Regions from separate parts of the Homo sapiens genome. Here region 2 is linked to region 1. Evidence: chromatin contacts called from ENCODE Hi-C or POLR2A ChIA-PET data. All regions are on one chromosome and are shown on one strand. Each heading gives the region's core, a stretch centred on a gene start or an enhancer-like site at or near the end of the contact. The rest is flanking DNA. Distances are from core to core; before and after follow the strand shown. Region 1 holds the start of YAE1 (YAE1 maturation factor of ABCE1). Region 2 has its middle 14 kb from the start of RALA.

Evidence for each region. Hi-C counts contacts between places; a loop is a spot of excess contacts on that map. ChIA-PET counts read pairs that join two places held with the same protein, here RNA polymerase II (POLR2A). Pooled maps may share reads with other maps.
Region 2: a loop to region 1 is called in a map of posterior cingulate gyrus, with 2.4 times the contacts of the local background. The contact joins the enhancer-like site here to the promoter of YAE1 in region 1. A Hi-C loop is called at or near these places in 2 of 168 maps with a recorded cell type or tissue (astrocyte of the cerebellum and posterior cingulate gyrus) and 1 of 50 pooled maps. POLR2A ChIA-PET finds 5 or more read pairs at or near these places in 5 of 52 experiments (A549, H1, WTC11 and 2 more).

Annotation. Positions count from the first base shown.
Region 1 is chr7:39,564,104-39,570,013 of GRCh38, forward strand. YAE1 (YAE1 maturation factor of ABCE1) reads left to right here and starts at 2,301. Exons shown (of 3, transcript NM_020192.5): 1 at 2,301-2,444. The coding sequence starts at 2,316. YAE1-DT (YAE1 divergent transcript) reads right to left here and starts at 2,246. Exons shown (of 3, transcript NR_187579.1): 1 at 2,040-2,246. It also overlaps the pseudogene TMX1P1. RefSeq lists an enhancer at 2,138-2,587.
Region 2 is chr7:39,606,942-39,612,851 of GRCh38, forward strand. It overlaps a transcript of YAE1 not described here and the pseudogene LOC646999. Among named protein-coding and RNA genes, the nearest start is that of RALA, 14 kb to the right of the region's middle. RefSeq lists a silencer at 2,790-2,939. Within about 2 kb of position 2,395, at least 10 of the 41 ENCODE cell types and tissues checked have a DNase peak (open chromatin) inside an H3K27ac peak, as active enhancers do.

The DNA.
Region 1 (5,910 bases), core at 1,051-3,550:
AATATCTGAACATCTAAGTGTTTAAAATACTACTCGTTGGAATTTTTGTAAAGTCTTTACCAATTTGTAGTTTCTATTTCTACTTTATTTTGTTAGAAATGATTTTTAAATTTTTTCAAATAACTTTTTAGCATTTATTAATATAACATGTTTTTTCCCTTTTATATTGTTGATGCAGGCTAGGCACAGTGGCTCATGCCTGTAATCCCAGCACTTTGGGAGGCTGACACAGGAGGATAGCTTGAGCTCAGAAGTTGGAGACCAGCCTAGGCAACATAGTGAGACTCCTGTCTCTACAAAAAAATCAAAAAATTAGCCAGGTGCAGTGGTACATGCCTGTAGTCCTAGCTACTCAAGAGGTTGAGGCAGGAGGATAGCTCAAGCCCAGGAGATCAAGGATGCAGTGAGTTGTGATCTCACCACTGCACTCCAGCCTGGGTGACAGAGCAAGACGCTGTTTTAAAAAAAAAAAAAATAGTCAATGCAATGAAATATTATTGATGTCCTAATATTGCAAAAGTTTGCTTTCCTGGTACAAAACCTCTTAAATTATTCTTTTGATAAAGTACTACCAGGTTGGTGCAAAAGTAAACCCCAATTAATTTTGCACCAACCTACTAGATTCTCTTTTGGATATATATTCACAAGCTAACTTGAACTTTGGGGTTTTTCTGGTACTATCTTTATGAAGTTACAGTAAGGCTGGCTTCATGAAATGATTTAAGGAGTTTCTTCTTTTTCTCTCCCCTAAAATGGTAAAAATAGTTTAAGACTCCATCATTCCTTAAAGATTGCAAAGGACTTAATGTGAAACTCCCAAGTCTCCATGACATTTTTAATAGTAGATATTTAATGTCCAATTTTTCTATGGTAATTAGTCTCTTCATGACCCTACTTCTTGGGTCAATTTTCTTAGAAAGTCATTCATATCTCTCAGGTTTTCGAATGTGTTGCTTTTGAGTTTTAGTTGGTAATTAATATTTTAATCTCCTTCTGCATCAGTGGTTATCTCATTTCTCATTCTTGTATAATTTTGTTCTCTTTAAAAATCTGGGTCATGACAGGATTATCTATCTTATTGGTGTTTTCAAATAATACAAAAAAGAATTGGACTTACTTATTCAAGTTTTGAGGTTTTCTATTTTATTGTTATCTTTATTGCTTACTACCATTTTGTTCCTAATAAAGATATATACATATATCTTAATATATTTACATTAATAAAATATACATATTTGTAGTTTATATATTTTTTATTTGTGGGATGCCAAATTCTCTCTGGAGATTTAAAATTGTAACATGAACCAACCACCCACTCCCACACACTTATGGTTCTTACTGTGCTTATTTAAAAATTTTTTTCATAGCATTTATTTATGATCTTCTAACAAACCTTATGCTACTTATATATTGCTTATTGTTTATCCTGTCAATTTTACATGACTATAAAGTCGACAAGGGTTGGGAACTTCCGTCTGTTCATTGATGTATCCCAAAGCCTGGAATGGTACCTGACACAAGGTAGGTGTTCAATAAATTGTTAGATAAATAAATCATAATCACATGACTCATTTTACCCAGGCAAAGGGCAAAACAGGAATACTACAGGTATTCATTCATTCACCAAAATAGAGTTCAGCATTTACTATGTGTCAGAACTGTCCTGGTGTTGACACAAGTCCCCACCCTTACCAAACCAACTGTTTACTTTAGGGCATATGAACAGGAATGGGAGGCAGAAGGATATCGTGAATCAATGAAAAAATATATTGGCTTTACAAATGTACTCTATATTTCTTACTAATCTCAAATTGGCTACAGTACCTCGCTTTTCGATCCTATTTTCCTTTACTCCACAATCCTAACAGTTTAAAATGTCGGCTTGTCAAATCCTTTAAATGCAGAGGAGATTCCAAAAGAGACAAAGTATTTGGGTGGTAATCGCCCATCGACTTTACTACCTTTAATAGTTTACCAAAGCGCGCGAATGTAAAACCCAGACCATGGTAAGACTACGGTGGAAATGGAAGGTGTCTCACTGAGGGTCCCGGTTGCCTTCTGCAAAGGTGAAGGTCGTGCCGGCCACGCGAGGAAATCTGCCTCGCTCACAACTCACAGGCACACATCAACACTGCCAACCGAGGGAGCCCAAAATCACCGCAAGCGAAAGGCTCCGGCGGCGGCCACGGGCCACAGCCCGCCTCCGCGCACACGCAGCCCCTCCCGAGCCTCCACTCGCCGTCTTCGCCCCGCCTTCGGACCGGAAGGAGTTGTTGGCGCTTCCGGTGGCCTGCGACCCCGTAATTGCCTCGGTGATGTCGTGGGTTCAAGCAGCCTCCTTGATCCAGGGCCCTGGAGACAAAGGGGACGTGTTTGACGAAGAAGCAGACGAGTCGCTCCTGGCGCAGCGGGAATGGCAGAGTAACATGCAAAGACGAGTCAAAGTAAACGTGGTGTGGACGGCGCGGGGTGCTGGGTTGTGGGAAGAGGCGCGGAGTTGTGAAGAAGCTGGGTCCAGAGTGGCCCCAGCCTGGCCCGGCGCTGCTCTCTTTATCCCTAGGGACCCGGTCCGACCCGCGTCTTGCTAGGATTTCTCGATGGTTACTTGAAAGCGTGTAAAACAACAAGACGCATTCTTTGAGCGCCTACGGGATGCGTTAGAAACTGAGGACCGACCAAAATTAACTATGTGTAGACTTTGAACAGTTTGCAGTTTGTTGAGGATCACAGGGAAAGGAGCTGGAGAGAAACATACACTATACTTATTATGGCTGTCAAAGGACGTGTACGCAGTTTATATGGGTGGCTTGAATGGGTAGGGAGCCTAAAGTTAAGGAGTAGTGTTAATCAAGACATATTGAAAAGATGAACTAAAGCATGCTGTCAGAGGACAATAAGGGAAAGCTAATGTGGAATACTGGTGTCTAGGTAAGGGAATATTAAAGTTGGTTTCTTTTTTATTTGTTAGATGTAACTTTTTCATCTCTAATTTGTCTCACTATTCATTGAAACTAAGCTTAATTTCTGTGTGCAGCCTACAGTATTTCTGGGTGAGGACCAAATAGTGAGGTCCACATCCACTTAATATATTTGCCAACCATTAAATTGCCGCTAAAGCTGCAGTTGGGAATCTGCCCTGTTTAATATTTCAGTAGAGTGGTATTTGCTTAGCCCAAAAACCATGTTGTCAATTACAAAAATGCTTTATGTGAGACTGGGGCCACACTAATAAGTATTGAGCATCTTTTAAATGCTGTGGCACCGTGAGAGATGCAGAACGAAATCACTACCCACAGAGCTTTTGCAGGTTAGTTGAATTTAGGTATTATGCAAAATTTCTGAAACCAGACTTCTCATCATCCTTTTTTTTTTAAACAATTTCCTCTCTCTGCTTTGCCCTGTCTCCTCACCCACCCACACCATTCCAATCAGTTGGCAAGAGCCCAGATGTGTAATTTTCCATATATCCTTTTTGTGAAGACATTGCTAATGCTGGGTTTTGTTTTTTGTTTTTTGGTTTTTTTAATCTTTTGAAGTGATTAGAAAAGTTTATTTTGTGCTTAGGATATTTTTCTAAGGCATCACAGGTTACACATCCAAACTCTTCAATGGTATAATATTTTATATTCTAAAGGAGAGACCTTTAAAGAAAACTTGTACATTATGCTACTATAAGTCTAGTGGATTCTCCTATCCGCAGAGCCTAGAAAGAAGGGGACATTACAGAAATTGTCTACTACATAATGGTCAGTTGATTCATTGTATTTATGGTTTTCCCCCTTCTTGTAAGGTGAAAACTATGTATGCCCTTTAAGGAGTATGCTCTTTAAGGAGTAAAAATACACTAAGTGTACCATCCTGTTGATTTCTACCTGTAAGATACCACACAATATTAGCAGTTAGGAAAGAACAGGAAAATATGAAGTTTGTATCTTAAAATATAAAAATGTGTGGCGAAACCCCATCTCTACTAAAAATACAAAAATTAGCCGGGTATAGTGGCGTGCACCTATAGTCCCAGCTACTTGGGAGGCTGAGGCAGAAGAATCACTTGAATCCGGGAGGCAGAGGTTGCAGTGAGCTGAGGTCATGCCACTGCACTCCAGCCTGGGTGACAGAGCGCGACTCCATCTCAAAAAATAATGATAATAATAAATATATATATATATAGTTAATGATTTTGAAACATCAAGCATTACAGACTGTAAAATTAATTAAGAACTTTCTGTATATGATGCCAAAGATACATTTAAAACATATACAAGAAGATGCTTTTTCCTGAGTAGAATGCAAACTTTGTTTTATATTAACCTTCTGTGAATTTTCAAAATGTAAAATACCAGGACTTTTCCACATCAGACAAAAATCAGGAATGTTCACCTTCACATCCAAAAAGAAAAATTTTAAAAGACAATTTCAAGTAGTTCAGCAAGAATGATTTAAAATCTGAAATGAATGGCCAAAATTTTAAATTATCAACAGACAGTTCAATTTGATGGATCTCTCAGTAAACTTCAGTTTGAAACAACAACAAAAAATGCTGTTTACTAAATCATAAAAGATAATTCCAGGATATTATCCAATTTGAAAAATAAAAAATGTAACCCGTAATAAATAAGAAAAATACAAGAGAAAATCAACCTTTATTGGAATCGAGAGAATACCATGGACTTTAAAACTTCCTAAATCAGTAGCTTATCCTATATTACCATGTGTAGAAAACTGCAACTAATTAATGTAAGGTAGTTTTTATTAGTTGCATAACTTAAAAATATGAGGAAATTTTGGAATATATCTCTAAAACCACGGAATTGTCACTGAAATATATATTTCTTGAGACAGTGGGCAAAGTTCCCATTTATGGGAAATACTTTCCTTTTTTCACACACATGAAACTGAGAAAAATTATATCAAATGAGAAATATTTTTCTCTAAAATAATCTTAAGTACCCCAATAATGCAATACTGGGGAAATGTAAATTTTCAAAACTCAGATTTGAAACAGGTTATTATTAAACAAATATACATAAATCTTATTGTTTGGCAAGATTTTTCAAAAATTAGAGAACTAGTTAAACCACCATACTGTCCTTAAATCATATTTCAAACTTACATACCTAGTGCTTTTATGTTCTGAATGTAGAGTCTTCAATTTAATGACAATCTAGACTGAATGCTGTAATATACAAGCAAGTCACAGTTCACTTCAAACCAAAAGAAATAATCAGTCTTCTGTTTTTATCAAAATCATGATATTAAGATAACTATACAATTTATCTGTGACCAGTGATGGACCCAGAGAGTGTTGTGTTATGGCATTCTGTGGAAAGTCTTTGTTCCTTCTTTACTTTTGGCTTCTTCTTCTGAAACATCTTCTTTATCCGCCTCTTGTTCTTCCTCCAGTTTTTTCAAAGGTTGAGCAGATTCTGATAATTTTTTTGAAGGGTATGGCTGTGGTGTGTGCCTTTCTGAAGGACAAAGGCAACCTGCCACAAATATCATACAGAGTCCTAGTAACAGTCCAGAATGCAGAGTTGCTAAAGGAAAAACAGCATATGATCCCCACACTGGCAATCCAATGTCTTCAATAAAGTAGTTATGGCAAGTCCTGATCCACGTAGATAGCTGAAAGAGTGCTGACGTACTACTCATCTGAACAGAACCTGAAACAAACCATGATGAAACGGGTTCAATACTCTTCCACTCTTTATCACTTATAAAGTTTATGAAGTCCTTCTGAGTCCTTGGACCCTGAGGATGCCTAAATTCACCATCTTTACAATGATAAATAGTAGGAAGAACAGTTATTGTAAACTGTCCAGTCAGTCCTGGCTGCTCTGTGACATCTACTTTCACAACATTAACCTCAGATCTTCTCCCCATTCAGCAAAACTTTCCCATTCCGGTTAA
Region 2 (5,910 bases), core at 1,145-3,644, 43 kb after region 1:
TATTCCTTTCTAAAATGTTGGTCTTTATACCAGTGCAAATTGACTCTAGTGGTTTGCTTGCTATCAACAATTATGTGACATATCCAAGTTCTTCTCAGCCTCATACTCTATGAAAATGTCAAGTATTCGCTACATAATGGGCTATACTGTCTTCAGTGCTTTTCTGTTGTCTTCTTCATCTCCAAATCATGAGGTTTACTTAATGTCATAAGTTTTCCCTTCTTTGGGATTGTCAGGATCCTCTCCTTTGTTCACTGTGGTCGATAGAATAATGTCTGTTGACCTCCCCAGTGTTGTCTATGTCCTACTCCCTGGAACCTGAAACTATGTTAGATTATATAGGAAAGGAATGAATGTTGGAAATGGAATTAAGGTTGATAATCAGCTGGCTTTAAAATAGGAAGTTATCCTGGATTATCCTATAATCACAAGAACCCTTAAAAGCGGAAGAGGGAATTGGAGAACCAGAGAAACTGCAGCATGGGAAGGGCTTGGCTTGGTATTGCTGGATTTGAAAGTGAAGGAAGGAGGCCATGAGTCAAGGAAATCAGGCAGCCTCTAGGCTACACCCTGCTCACACTGATCTGAGCCCAGTAAGATCCATGTTGGACTTTTGAATTCAATAAAGAACTCTAAGATAATACACTTTTTGTTGTTTTAAGCCATTAAGTTTGTGGTAATTGATCACGGCAGCAATAGAAAACTAATATATTTGGGTTTTGTTGTTACTGTTTGTTTGTTTTTTAAGATGTAGTCTCGCCCTGTTTCCCAGGCTGGAGTGCAATGGCACAATCTTGGCTCACTGCCACCTCTGCCTCCCGGGTTCAAGCAATTCTCCTGCCTCAGCCTCCTGAGTAGCTGGGACTACAGGCGTGTGCCACCATGCCTGGCTAATTTTTGTATTTTTAGTAGAGACGGGGTTTTACCATGTTCACCAGGCTGGTCCCAAACTCCTGACCTCATGTGATCCACCTGCCTTGGCCTCCCAAAGTGTTGGGATTACAGGAGTGAGCCAGGGCGCCTGGCCGTAATATATTTGTTTTGTTTTTGGCCTTTCCTCTGCACTGATTCCTTTTCTGTTGAAATCCTTAATAGCCTTCAGGCCAAATCCAAGGATCATAGAACATGTTCACCCTCCCTTGACTCCTTTATTTCTGTCAAAAAAATTAATTAAGGAAACTACTGAATAACCCTGAAATCAACAAAGGTGCCATTGTTATAAAGGTATAAAGGTATGCAACTTTTAAAAATTGACTTAGAAACAAGGACATAAGTGAAATGCCATTTGCCTATAGTTCTAAAGCCTTTCAATAATTTATTTAACGCCTATAAAATATTCAGCACAGCACCCTAGGGAAGTTAAAAATTGGGACAATACACATGGCAAAGTTCTTGGGAATACACAGAAGGCACCTGTGTTGATCAAGTGACTGCTGACAAGAGAAGACGTAGGGATTGAGAGAGACAGGCAGTGAAGAGCAGATGGAGTAGGAGATAGAGAAAGTTTAAGGGATGATTTCCGGGAAAGAAGAAAAAGAAAAGGGTAGAAAACAAAGAGAGGAAGAGAATGTGGCAAAGATAAGATCTCTCAGGAGATCTGCTCTCTTGACCATAATAAGCACCCAACAAGTATTTACAGAATGACTGATTTGAGGGACTCTGATTTCTTCCAAGAGGAAAGACAGGAAATAAGCTAATTCTATTCAACATACGTTTTAGACATGATTACAGTCTAAACAAAATTTTACATTTTCTAGGATTTCATTCTATATTACAGAAGTTTATTAATTATGTATGAATTCTCAGTAACTACTGATAAGGGATCCACCAATGCTTTCCTTCAGAAAGCATTCAGATATGGAGTGTAAACAAATACTTTTAATTACTCTTTCACTCATTACATAAAAGACTTTGGGCTTCTAACTGAAGAAGTTATATAATTAAAACAACCAATACTCATTCTGAGTATTACTTGATTGTCAGAAATACTGAGTCAGGGTTCATTTTATACCAAAGTCAAGCCTGACATGAGCTTAATGATTAAGTCAGATTTAAAAATCCTTCCCATCACTGCAGAACATAAAGACAATTTCAGTCCAACATGTCAGAAATCTCACTTTCAGAAAAGTTGTCACCTTTTCTTTGCACTCCAGCCCGCCAGCCCCTTTAATGTGCTATCCAAGAAAGCAGTGAGGAAGAATCACAGGATAACTGTGCTGTAGACAGGAAGAATAACCAGGCCAGTGATCAGGAGGACTGGAGGCCCCCAGGGGAAGAGCTGCAGGAAAAGGGAGACCCCACAGATAATATGATGAAATATTTGGAAAGCATTAGGAACATCTGGATAGAAAATTAGATAAGTGAAACAATAAGGCAGATACCAAAGCCAAACAAAAATCTTTAAAAGGAAATGCAGTCATACTTCTCTATTAAGCTGTGCAGTGAATCATATTTACATCACCATCATGTGGGAACACTGGTTATTATTTTATCAGAAAGTAATGATGTTATCAAATTGGGAGAATGGGGAAAGTTGGGGGGTTGTAACAGAGACAAATCTTCGTTATAAGTTTATCAGAAAATGATGATGTTATCGAATTGGGAGAATGGGGAAAGTTGTGGGGACAGTGATAACAGAGCCAAATCTCTGTCTATCCAATTGTCTATCAAAACAGGAACTCAACGGATTGGAGCCTACTGGGCTTGAGAGCCCCGCTGAGGAGTCCGGAGGTTGGGACGCAACTACTGCCGCGTCCCCTCCCGGTCCCCGGCCACATGGCGAGCGGGGCGACACCGAAGCAGCCCACGGAGCTCGAGGCGACGCTGCTGAGCCTGGTTCCCCAAAGCGGCCGCGCCACTCCCCGCTTCCCCGCCCGGCTCCGGGCCCCAGGCCCTGGGACGCCGAGCCACCGCCGGCGTTTCAGACGCAAACCCCACCGCGACCCTGCAGCAGCCTGCCCCGCCTGGCCGCCAGAGGCACCTTCCAACTCCGAAACACATTTTTCAACATATAATAGAATCATTATCAGAGGTGGACACATTTAGAAGTTGTTCTTAATCAGAGGGCAGCTTGTGCTTAGGAAAGCCAGCCTCAGTCCTCAGCACCCAGCACCCAGTGCTGCAGGTTTCTCCTGGGTGAAGATGGACCAGCCCACCTTGGCCCTCCGGCAAGCTAGAACAATATGTACACGTCTCTCAAACTATGAAGAGAAGATTTGGGAGGAGTATGAGAAAATCCTCAATACCAAACTAGCAGAGCAATACGAGTCGTTTGTGAAATTCACACATGAGCAGATTATGCGACCATGTGGGACAAGCCCAACAAACTATGTGTCTTGAAGCTTTTTGTTGCAGATCTCGGTACCAGGTTTGACCTCAAGGCATGGTTGCTATACATTTTTTGCAACTGTTTGATATCACATTTCAGCTCCAACTTTGCATCCTGAGAACATTCCAACGTTTCTGCAGGTCCATTTTATACGACTTGAAAGACCTTAAAACTTTCTGGTTGCCACAGGTATATCTTTCTTTTCTGTTCATCCAGTAAATAGTCATACCCTACTGTGACAGATTTTTCCAAACAAAAATACCTGGAGCAGCAGTGTAGCAAAATATGCCTTCAGTGGCACTCAACAAATGGAGTTTCCCCAAGCACAGTTCTGTAAGAAGTGTGTGTGAGAGTGTGTATGTGTCTGTACATGTACTTTAGATTATGGTTTGTATTGTGCAAATTTTTTTGATCTTGGGGATTCTGGCTGTGGATTTGATGCAGAAAATTATGGTTAAAAACTATGGTCTACAGAAGATACTTAATGCTTTGTGACTATATAAATTGTAACAGTGGATTGTTTTATGTGTAGGTATTATTGTTAAATATGGGGACTGTTCACCAGGCACAAAATAGGAATCATAAATTAGGATGCAGGCTGGGTATGGTGGCTCATGCCTGTAATCCCAGCACTTTGGGAGGAGGCCGAGCTGGGCGGATCGCTTGAGGAGAGTTCGTGATCAGCCTGGCCAACGTGGAGAAACCCTGTCCCTACTAAAAATACAAAAATTAGGTGGACATGGTGGCGAGCACCTGTAATCCCAGCTTCTCGGGAGGCTGAGGCAGGAGAATCACTTGAACCAGGGAGGCAGAGGTTGCAGTGAGCCCAGATTGTGCCACTGCACTCTAGCCTCGGTGACAGAGTAAGATTCCATCTCAAAGAAAAAAAAAAAAAGTGAAGATGGCCATTGGCTGTGGTTATGACAATACAGTGAAAGTCTGTTGTCTTAGATATACAAATACATAGTGAGAAATTAGAACAAACTGGAGACTGGCCTTTGACACATGGACTCTGCCTAGCTGTGTTAGAAAAATATTTAACTCCAAGCCTTAAAATTCCCAAATGGAGTTGGTGCTTACCTCATTCACACAATCCAAGAGTTCACTGGGTCCTGAACCTCTAAAGGGAAAAGGTCTCCCCTGGAGCAGGAGCATCAGAGTTTGCTCGGGGGCATAAGGTAGGTGAGTGCTGGGCCGAGGCAGGCTCCCCTGGCACTGCTAGTTGCAGGAGCACTTTACCTTTGTATCAGTTACTAAAAACAAAATTTGAATCCTTTGGTCAGGTTCCCCCAAATTATTTTGAGGTAGCCATGTTTAAGTGCTTGAGCTTTTGTGTTGGCAAACCCCTGCCCAAGGTTGCTAATAGGGTATTCTGCCCCTTGTTTCCACAGCTGAGGCACAGAAAGTAGCCTCTTTTGTGAGGAGTTGGGAGTTAAGTATACATTTATTTTTTTACCATGATTTGTTCAGGACCACATTTTACAAGATACCTTGTTTCCTTTATTATTGTTTCTGGAAAGTCCTATTCATATTATTTTATTTGAATATAGAATATAGTTTTTTTAAATGAGGGCTTATTTTGAAAAATTCTGAGCTTAATTCAAATTTATGCCAATACCTTCCCAAATAAGGTAATAGTCAAAGACAGATGTTCTGATCAAATGGCTTAGAGATAGTCCTGGAATATTCATATTCAAAGATTCCTTATTAATGAATGTCTTTAACTTAAATCTACCCAATAATTGCAACATGGTTCTTTGTACATTTTCATTATATGGTGTTAACAAGCTTCACTGCAAACAAATAAATTACTTAAGTTATTTGTTTACCTTGTCTTCTTAAAAAAACAAAGTCAGCATATGATGTCTAAAATTGATAAAATAGGCTGGGTGCCACCGTGCATGCCTGCAGTCCCAGCGCTGTGGGAGGCCAAGGCAGGTGGATTGCTTGAACCCAGGAGTTTGAGACCAACCTGGGCAACATGGCTAAACTTCCTCTCTACAAAAAGTACAAAAAATTAGCCAGATGTGGCGGTGTGTGCCCGTAGTTCCAGGTACTTGGAAGGCTAGGATGGGAGGACTGCTTGAGTCCAGGATGTGGAGGTTGCAGTGAGCCAAGATCACACCACTGTGCTCCATCCTGGGCAATGGAGTGAGACCGTCTCAAAAATAAAATAAAACTGGTAAAATAAGAAATGACCATGTAAGCCTATTATTGAGAACGATGAAGATAAATACTAGAAGAAACAGATACAAAAGCTAAAAATACTTGCCTTGGAGAGAGGGATTTTTCAATATTATTTGATTTTTTAATTTATGTGTATCAATTTGATAATAATTATTTATTACAATAGGCTGAACAATGAATACCCTCACCTAAAGATGTTTATGTCCTAAGCCCCAGAGCCTGTGAATATATTACTTTAAAGGCAAAAGGATTTGGCACATGTGATTAAGTTACGGATTTTGAGATGGGGAAATTCCCTTGGATCATTTGGTAAACCCTGTGTAATCACAAGAGACCTTCTATGAGGGAGGCAGGACAGTCAGAGTTGGAAAGGAGATATGATGATGGAAGCAGAA